Linked DNA regions of Homo sapiens: region 1 is linked to region 2. The links are chromatin loops, found by intact Hi-C in ENCODE. Cell type or tissue: IMR-90. All regions are shown on one strand. Region 1 has its middle 550 kb from the start of LINC01781. Region 2 has its middle 65 kb from the start of LINC02792.

Evidence for each region. Hi-C counts contacts between places; a loop is a spot of excess contacts. Peaks named below come from ENCODE experiments on the same cell type or tissue, not always from the same donor. Only the 100,000 strongest peaks of a DNase experiment are listed, where the experiment ranks them.
Region 1: a loop joins it to region 2, with 2.5 times the contacts of the local background. A loop is called at or near these places in 1 of 110 quality-filtered maps.

What each region holds. Positions count from the first base shown.
Region 1 is chr1:79,979,937-79,984,936 of GRCh38, forward strand. No RefSeq gene overlaps it. Among named protein-coding and RNA genes, the nearest start is that of LINC01781, 550 kb to the right of the region's middle. In IMR-90, no CTCF peak of the experiment used is centred here; a DNase peak (open chromatin) is centred at 2,435; H3K27ac peaks cover 625 bases.
Region 2 is chr1:79,257,683-79,262,682 of GRCh38, forward strand. No RefSeq gene overlaps it. Among named protein-coding and RNA genes, the nearest start is that of LINC02792, 65 kb to the right of the region's middle. In IMR-90, a CTCF peak has its summit at 2,248; a DNase peak (open chromatin) is centred at 2,279.

The DNA of each region.
Region 1 (5,000 bases), 720 kb after region 2:
ATTATAAATTTTTGTCAGAGAAGTGATATTACAAAAAGATCATCAACTCCTTTGGAATTTTTAGGAAACATTGTGCCTAACAGTTTTTAAGACAAATAGAAGAAAAAGACACCTCTGTAATCTTACCCAAGCTAGTGGACATAATTTTTATAAGCTATGTATACATTACTCTACTCTGTGCTGTAAACTGATTTTTCTTTATTACTTCCTTAATTATTTTATTATGAGTTTATATTTCCCTTGATTTATTATTTCGTAATGTGTGCCCATTGTACGTTGTGTAAAGGCCCTGATAATCTACTGATAAAATACCTACAGACCCTGGCGCTAATGTGTTCATAATCTATTAGTAGCAATGTGCAAAATGGAAGCATTCACTTAAGAAATATTTTTAGACTCAATTTTAGAAGCTTAAAATACATTTTTTTTAGAAATTCATAATAATCACATCAGGAAATACTTTGTGATATAGCTGTGGTCAAATATTCTAATTAATAACTTCATAAGGTTAATCTTCTGAGCCAACTCATCTTCTACACTCACTACGCTAGACTTGAAGAGGATGGATATCACAAGTAAGATTTTAATACGCTGTCATAGTGTTTTTCAAAACTGCTGACTGTAAATACGTGTCCTCTGAATTTATATTAGGCAATTATCCATGGAAGTCAAATATCCTCAAGTAACTGGGTAAAATTGCCTTTTGATTAAGCATTTTCTAAAAAAGGCAGAACAGCAGCAGTCTAAATAATTTTTAAATTATAATTATATTCTGTACCTTGATTTTTTTCATTGCATTACTATTAAATGGCTCTTTTTTCTGACATAGGTTTAAAGCATTAGTATTTTGAACCTCACTCTTTGAGCAAGAGGATCTGGATTTAAGTCGCAAGCCTCCAGCACCAATTGCTGTTAAATTATTGAAAAGACACAAATCTATATATTTTTTATACCTTTTATATGTTAAACACTGTCCTCCGTCATTGTCATGTCCTATTTTATTTTTATAGTTTATTATACATTTATTATAATTTTTTACAATTAGACAAAGGTACATGGGTAGGTAATTGGCAAAACTAGTATTCAAACTCATAGATTTAATCACCAAAATGTACATCTATCTCTTCTCTTTCTGCTTTTCCTTCTTTTATTTGCCCCTCATTACCACTAAGTGTGTCTTTTGGCCACCTCTTCAGCACCTGTGCTAGAAGCAGGGCTATCAAACACATTTCTTCAAAAAATAAACTCACAGACCAGGTAAAAGATTGCGCTGAACTTCACTCTCAATATTTTATGGAAAACAAAATTTGTTGTTAGGTTTACTGGTGTTGGATTCTAGCCAAGTGAATTTATATATATAAAATAGCATTTTGAAACTGAAGAACAGATCTCTCTTACCCATAAAACTGTCCCTAAAATTTGCTGCCTAATTTATCAAGTAAAATATAGCACCCACAGTTAAATTTGAATACTTATACTGAAAAAGAATTAGTTACTGTTAATCTGAAATTTAAATTAAACTGAGCATCCTGTATTTTACCTGACACCTTAGGGAAAACAATCTTTCACAAGACTCAAGCGGTCATGACTGCATATTTTAAAGAGAAAAAAAAGTAGTCAATTATGACCTTTTATCATCAATCAGTACAAAACACTATGCTGTTTTCATATATCAGAAGCTGCATAAGAACTGAGATAGTCGAGAACTTGATGACATTTTACATGCCAAAGAGACATGTGGACACTGTCAAGTACCACAAGGATACTGGCACTGAAAATGCCACTCTGCGTGTTACATGTCGGTTACATGACCAACTACATTACTAACCCAAATGTATTCAGTCCCCCAAAAGACTTCACACAGCAAGTAACAGAAGAACCCATACCTGAAAGTTTAGGTCAGCATTTTGTGAACTCATGATCAGTGTAGTACCAGGTCTCTACATTGTAAAATCTGTTTTACATATTTCAAAACATTTAAATTTTTTTAAATAAGCACTTTCTTGAATTAAATGTACACTTTCCCATTTTGATTCACATATGATCTTTATTATTTGGTTTCATCATTCAGAGCAATGACTGAGTAGCCAGACCAGCCCCCTTTTTCTTCCGGATCCTTTGAAGAACTTTCCAGTGTTTTTCCTTGCAGTAGGTTTATTTTTACTGATTGCAAATTTCTAGTGTCACTTGCCAGTTCAAAAACTTTCTGCCTCTGTGTAATCTGCTGCCCAATTCTTTCCCTATCCCCCAGAAGTTTTATCCTGAGGCAGGAATAATTTATTCTTCAGTGCTTATTCAAGAAGATTTTCCATGTCCATGCCAAAAAGCAAGTCCTTGCCAAATGGAATTCCTGTGTGGAGTTCTTTCAAAATCATGTCTTCCAACCAGAGGTGCAGCCAAAGAACTATCTGGGCAGCCACATTAGCTGTCATACTTTTCAAAATCACTGGCAGGCAGCCGATAGCACAGTCTGCCAAAACCTCTACTTCCATTTTAACCAGAGCACAGGTCTTCAAGGACGTTCTCTCAACTCTCATAGCCACTTAGAAATGGCTCCAGCGCCTCTGCCAGTTTCCTGCCTGAATGCAAGTTCCTGCTGCTTTGAAAGTTTGCTAAAGGGAAACATCTGCTTCTCTATGGGCTTAGTTCAGTTTCCATTAAGGCAGTGAGCTTTTTTCACCTTTAATGAAATGTTAGCAATTTCAGCATCCATGTTTTTAGCAGTTTCCTATATTTCAACCTTTAAATATAAATATGCTTTTATTTTATGGAGTTTCTTGGAAGCATTGAAGATTGATCTTTCGAGGCTCATATCACATCAGTATGATGTTAATTAAAATCTAATTTACTGTGTATTTTTTCTGTTGTCTAGTTTCTCCTCCTCCCCGATCCCTATTAGCCTTATATCATAGATATTGTTTTACATTATTATAAGTGGAGATGCTTGATTAACCCATATGTGCATTAATCATTATTTATCTTAATGAATTACTTACTCTATAGTTTATTTCTGAATGATTCAACCATTGGCATAACTATCTGGTCCTTTGCTTTCTCATCTAAAACAAGAAACCTCTGAGTCTGCTAAATGACCTTTGATACTTCTTCTAGTTCTAAAACTCAAAGTCCAGTTGGAGATCTTAAATTTTTCTTCTCAATAATATTGCAGAAATATTTTCTTTACAATCTGTTTAACAGGCATTTACTTTATAAAGCATTAAGTCCACAAACAACAATAAGGGAGTACCAAGGAAGATAATTAGAATTGAAAGGATAGACTTCAGAAACTAGTTATGTTTTGTTGTTGGCATTTAATGCCTTTTGTGGCCAGGCACAGTGGCTCACACCTGTAACCCTAGCACTTTGGGAGGCTGAGGCAAGCAGATCCCTTGGGCTCAGGAGTTTAAGACCAGCCTGGGCAACATGGTGAAACTCATTCTTTACAATAAATACAAAAATTATCCAGGCATGATGGCACAGGCCTGTAGTCCAAGGTACTCAGGAGGCTGAGGTGGAAAGATCTCTTGAGCCTGGGAAGTCGAGGCTGCAGTGAGATCACGCCACTGCACTACTGTCTAGGTGACAGAGTAAGACCCTACCTCAAAAATAAGTAAATAAATAGAGAATTGCCTTTAAAAAATTATTAAACTTGTTATTAACTGGTTATGTTGAAAAAAGCTATGTGTTAGGTCAGTCATAGCTAAGTTAAATTCTCTGTCATGTCAACTACTTCCTCATGATATGGCTATAATTTTCAAAAGTACATTTATATTACTGTTCTCTCTATGGACATTTCTACTGAACTGCTTCACAGGCATCCAACTTTAACTTAATATCTTAAAATATGTACTAAACCTCACTCGTCATTTTCTTTCTTTTTTTAAAATTTTTTTGAGAAAGTGTCTCACTCTGTCACCCAGAATGGAGTGCAGTGGTGCAATCTCGGCTCATCACAGCCTCAACCTCCCAGGCTCAAGCCATCCTCTCACGTCAGCCTCCCAAGTAGCTGGGGCTTCAGGTGTACCAACCACGCCTGGCTAATTTTTGTAATTTTTGTAGAGATGGATTTTTGCCATGTTGGTCAGGCTGGTCTGGAACTCCTGGGCTCAAGTGTTCTGCCGTCTGGACCTCCCAAGGTGCTGGGATTAAAGGCCTGAGTCACTCCACCAGGCCTCACTCATCATTTTTTTTTTTTTTTCTCCAATTCTTTCTATTTTCTTTGCTGTCACTGGAAATGGTACTGCCATCCTCTAAGATGAAAATGCTAGAAATCTCTATATCATCCTTGACTTCTCTTTTTCTTTTACCTCCAGCATCCAAATAGTAGCCACATTTTATTAATTCTACTTTTTAAATATCTCATCAATCTGCCTTTTCCTTCTATTCTATTACTTCTTTGATCTGTAACTTGATGATCTCAGTGCTAACTTTTAAACTGCTCCTTCAGCCTCAGCCCTGGTCCTTGTCTAATCCAGTATCCAATCAGGAGCCAGAATGTTGGTTCTGTAACATAAACATTACAATGACACAGCTTCACTTTAAATTTTTACTTTATTTATTTTTTAATTATTGTAGCAATGGGGTCTCTCTTTGTTGCCTAGGCTGGCCTCAAACTCCTCGCCTCAAGTGATCCTCCCGCCTCAGTCTCCGGACAAGCTGGGATTGCAGGCCTGAGCCACTGCATCTAGCTTGCTGTAAATTTTTAAATTCAAAGTTCTTAATGTAATGTAAAATAATTTTGTAGTCTGACCCCTATTTATCTTTTCAACCTCATAAATTGCCCCTCTAACTTCTTTGTGCCCAATATGTTAACTACTTAGGTCTGGGGTCTTTCTTCTTGTGGTTTTTCCATATACTGTTTCCTGGAATACATTCATTCCACATTATGAACCTGTTCACACTCATACTTTCTTCTCTGCATCTTGTTTTGTGCCCCAAGGAGGCTGATTTTGAGAGCTAGATCTACGGCTCTCTTTTCACCTTCTAATAGAGTTCCCTTA
Region 2 (5,000 bases):
ACTTGACTTTTGAAAGTGGTTCATTAGAACTTGTGCAGACTTGTTAATGGAAGGCCTTGAAGAGACCATTAAGTATATTTCTTTATTACTTTGCAACACAACACCTGAGCTAGCTCAGAAATATAATAACCTGTCTTAAAGAAATCTGTTAAGTTAATGTTTACAATACATTCTAGATTGCAAAATTTATGAGGGAAGATGATGTTGGTCTAACTTGCTTTCAGTAAGCATCCTGTTCATGTTTACTTAATATATGAATTAATAGATAAACAATGATAGTTTAAATGTATTGACAATACACTGTTTCAGGCATTATTCTATGAATATTGTGCATACACGTTCACTTAATTATCAGGAGCTAATAATAATTATTATTAATTAAAAGGAAGAAAACAAATTTTCTTGTGAAATTGATAATTTAAATGGTCAAACTTTTTTCAGAAAAGTTTTCCTTCTGCATGAGCAAAACCCTTTATGTTTTCTGTTTCTTGCTCTTTTAAGAATAAACATATAGAAATACTAAGGTAAATACATTAAATATTTCATGACTATAAGAAAATAAGGAAAAACACTTGGGAATTTAATGTAAACATTTCTACAAAAACACAAATAAACTGTAAAGATAAAAAGCACAAGAATTGTTACTTTTACATAAAAATACCTTGTACATTTTATCATAGGTAATATAAATTTAGATGCATCCCCTTTAAATAATTCCATTTGTAAAAGATTTACAGTTTTAGAGCATGTGGTAGATATTTTAACATTATTGGGAAAATAAGATTTATATGCATAATAAAAGATGCAAATTCTTAATGTTGATCTGAGTTACAAGCAGAGACATACTTTTTACATATTTCTTCTCATTATGGATTTAAAAAAATAATTGTGGCAATTATTCAGAGACTTTCACAGCCTCTTCCATTTTAGTAACTGCATTTACCTTTGAATGTAGAATTCATCCGACCAGGGTCATAGTTTTCTTAAAAGAAGAACAGTCATAGTGCTGGAAAAAACACTAATGATAGTGGTAACACATTTAGGAATCCTAAAACTTACATAGTGTTTACTTACAGAAGATGAAGGCCAGTATTTTTATCAAAAGATACTGTGTACTTGTCCCTGAATTGATTGTCAGTCTAGCAAAATAGAAACTTTGCATGTATTCTTGTCATAATCTTATTTTTTTCAAAGTCCTTCATCATCAGTTGGGTTTTTCTTTTGGCTTCATGCAGCACTGGAACCTCATTCTGTAAACCACTAGCTATGTGATCTTTAAAAAGACATCAGCATCTGACATAAATGGTTCCAAACAATTTGAGCAACAAAGCACATGCCACAAATAACTTATGTGCCTTTCCTTTCTAATAAAACCAAAAGCACTCACACGCCATCTTTGTCCCAAGAATGTCTTATTTGAGAGTAAAAGAATAGAAAGAACAATTGCCTTAACTTTTTTTCTCATTTGTAGTAAGAAGATAAGAAATAATAATAATAATAGGACAGAGGTATTATTACCACCCGGTGCAAAATGGGGGCTATCACTCTAAAGAGTGAAATGGAAATGAAAACACTGTTTTAAAATTAAGTTTTATGTTGATAGCTATATTCTGCCAATCCATTAGTGTTGATAAAATAATTCTTAAATGTTTTTAGAGGCCTTGATAAAAAATTGAAATTTGCCAAAATGTTTCTCTCTTTTTCTCTTTGTTTCTCTCTCTCTCTCTGTCTCTCCGTCTGACCCCTATCCTTTTCTTATGAATCTGAAAATTTGCTGTTACTCTGTTGGAATGGGGGTCCTGCTCCTTTGAAACTATATGGCATCCACTCTGAAAGCCAGTAAGTATTTGCAATAGAGTCCAATTCCATTTGAAGGAGTTGTTTTGTTTAGGCTCAAAGTACTGACGTCATTCTGAGCAATTTACAAAATGTGTACCCTGCTGTAAATGTTCAGTGTCAGTTCAAAAATTACATTTATATGAAATGTTCAAATCAGCGTTGTAGTAGACACATTTTATATGAAGTTTTAAAATAACTTAAAAATATTCTCTTTCTATTACACAAAGAAAAAAATCATCATCTATAATTCAATTTACAAAATAATTATTGAAACATTCATGAATATGCATTTATAGGCTGAATTTCTAACTTAAAGATTAGGTCTTTAACTGAGATCATGTTTTTCACATACAATCTGTGCTACTGGTGTAGTGATTGCTTTCTGGGTGTTATTACTAACTCCTTCCAAGAGAGAGCAGTAGTGAATTGCTTTATTTGTGCTGGCTATGTAGTTTTACTCAAAAGTACTGATTTTCATTTTCAACTTTATAACCTTTCAACCTATTGACCATGAAAAATGCTCTGACACAACATGACACATATAAATGTTTAAAGTCGAAAGGGTAATTATCTATATTCATAGTTAAAACTGTGCCTTCATTTCACAATAGAAACCATATGTTCACTCAAAACACTTTCAATAGGTTAAATAACACCCAGATTAACCCTGAGTTAGTTTACTGGTTAAAATAATAACAGCATCTTCTTCCAATTCAGTAGTTCATTTATCATCTCTGATCAAGGCACTGGACATGAACTTTCAAGATTTAAAAGCTTAAGTTTAAAAAGAAAAAAGAAGCGAGAAAAAAAGCCTACAGATGTTTAAATATCCTCTTTCTTGACCTTATCATGGTCTTATCTGTTCAGGTACTTAATATCAGCTTTGAGAGTTATTATTGAAAACTATATATTCAATTTTGTCTGATATTTAATAAAATAAAACAATTTCTCTCTCAAGTCATGAAGGCAATAACTTGTAAATTTTTCCTTAGCACTGTACCATATGGAGAGCAATTTAGAACAATTATTGAATTTTTTTTAATGCAAATTGCATTAGGCCTTGATCAGACCAGTGAGGTAGACCAGAATGAGGAAGGTGGACCTCTGTCAAGGCCAGGCTAGAACATCTTGCTTCACTGGTCAAGTGAGGGATTTTGTGAGACAAATATGTGAAATGAAACTTAACGTCACTTTCAAATAAACCAGCTTATATTTATATAGTCATCCTTACAATAATTGATTATTCTGAAACTTTTAATCATTGCAGCAGAGAGTTACAAACAGAAAACAAAATTGTGTATTATAATAGTAATGAGAAGCCAAAGGAAAAAGACACTTTAGGGAAAAAAAAAAAAAAAGACCAAGAGGCAAATGACTTTTCAGCATGTGCCAGCTCTGGTCATGTTATGCTGGTTGCAAACCCCTCCGCACCATGCTTTGTAATGTCACAGTTCTTTGTCAAGCTGCAGAGGAGATCACCTCCAATGAACAGATGATCTACTGGGGGCTTCATCAAAAAGGACCTTTCTGCCTCTGTAGAAGTGACATATTTTTCCTTAATATTTTATTCAAGCCCCACTGGAAGCAGAGTAAAAGCAGAGTACGGAATAAACCACGAGACCTGTGGATGCTTGGTTGATATACTTGTTCTGATCACAATATTATTATTTTTTATGATGATACAATTGCTTGGAATTGTCATTCCTCTATATAAAGATAATACAAAGGTATGGGAACTGAGGAGGACAGTATTCCCTTTGGATTTAAATAAGTTTCCATCTTTATAGGTAAGGGCATGAACTCTAGGAGGGAGCTTTGACTGAGTGCTTTTTCCCTTGAAATAAAAAAGAAATACCTTTCTGCATATAAAAACCAGAAGTTCTACTTGTTAAAGAACAGCCTCTTTCTATCAATGGAAAAAAATAGTTTTCTAAAATTTTGCAGTTTTGCATCCATCACTGGCTGATATGCTCTAAACAAGTGAGAAAACCATTCACCCTTAGAAAAGCTGGCTGTCACCTAGTTTACGCTCTATATGTGAGTTTTCATATGTTCTCCTTATAAACCTGTACCATCATTTATGCATCATTTACCATAAAGATAGGACTTACTAATAAATCTCTTCTATAGAATGCTATAAAGTAATTTGAAGGTCTTTCATATTCAGTATCTCAAATGACTCTGCAGCCTTCATTTTGTCATAGTATAGATTATTTTGGATATGGTTTACTTGAGCCTTACTGTTATTTATCAACAAGACTCTGAGTCTATGAATATAAAGAAAAATTCTTAGCATCTGCATGGGAGGAATACGCAAGGCTCTTGCCTCAGTTCCAGTTATTGAAAGTTAACACCAAGGCAGCAAGGCTTTTAAAGCTATCTACACTCACAGTAAGTTCTCAGCAGTGGCTGCTAAAGCCCATGAATCCAGAGGTGGTAAAAAACATTTATGTTGCATTATCAGCTCAAAGTGACAAAAGGCAAGTTGCAGTGCCAGGGCGAGTGTTTCATTAAATTTTCCAGTGAGTTAGCACGTGGAAAAAAGAATTGATACATGGTTAACGCTAGCATGTGAAAGGCTGTGCTCTGCAGATCTAATAGATCCCAAATATAAGTAGTATCTACACTGATAGAAAGAAGGGTTGGAAAGAAGCAGTCAGAGAAGTTGTATCAGAGATGATTTACTCTTTTATTGGGTTTACTGTTATAATTTTGTTTTATGGACTAGAAAGAAATTAAAAGTTTTACAAGGAAAATGAGAGGTTATCACTCAACTTCTTTTGTTTTGTAACAAAACAAAACAAAAATTGGAAAAAGTAAGATAAGTTTAAACATTTATTATCCTTTAGCAAGTTTGGTGTTCATTAAGGACACCTACCATGGTCAAAAAAATCAGCTAAGCAAGGGTAAAGTGTAGCATTTTTAGACCTAATTCAGCAGTCTTCAGACAACATTCTCTAAAGGTGCTGCTCACTTAGTTTTGCTCTTTCTGGACAATCAGAAACTTAACTATGATACTTCCATAATTTCATCTCTTATATCCCTGGGTCCTATAACTCTGAATTTAATACAAACTCTATAGAGGTTTCTAATGAGAATTATGTATTGTAATGCATACCTTATTGAAACATAAATATATTTAATAGCTTAAATATAGCCTG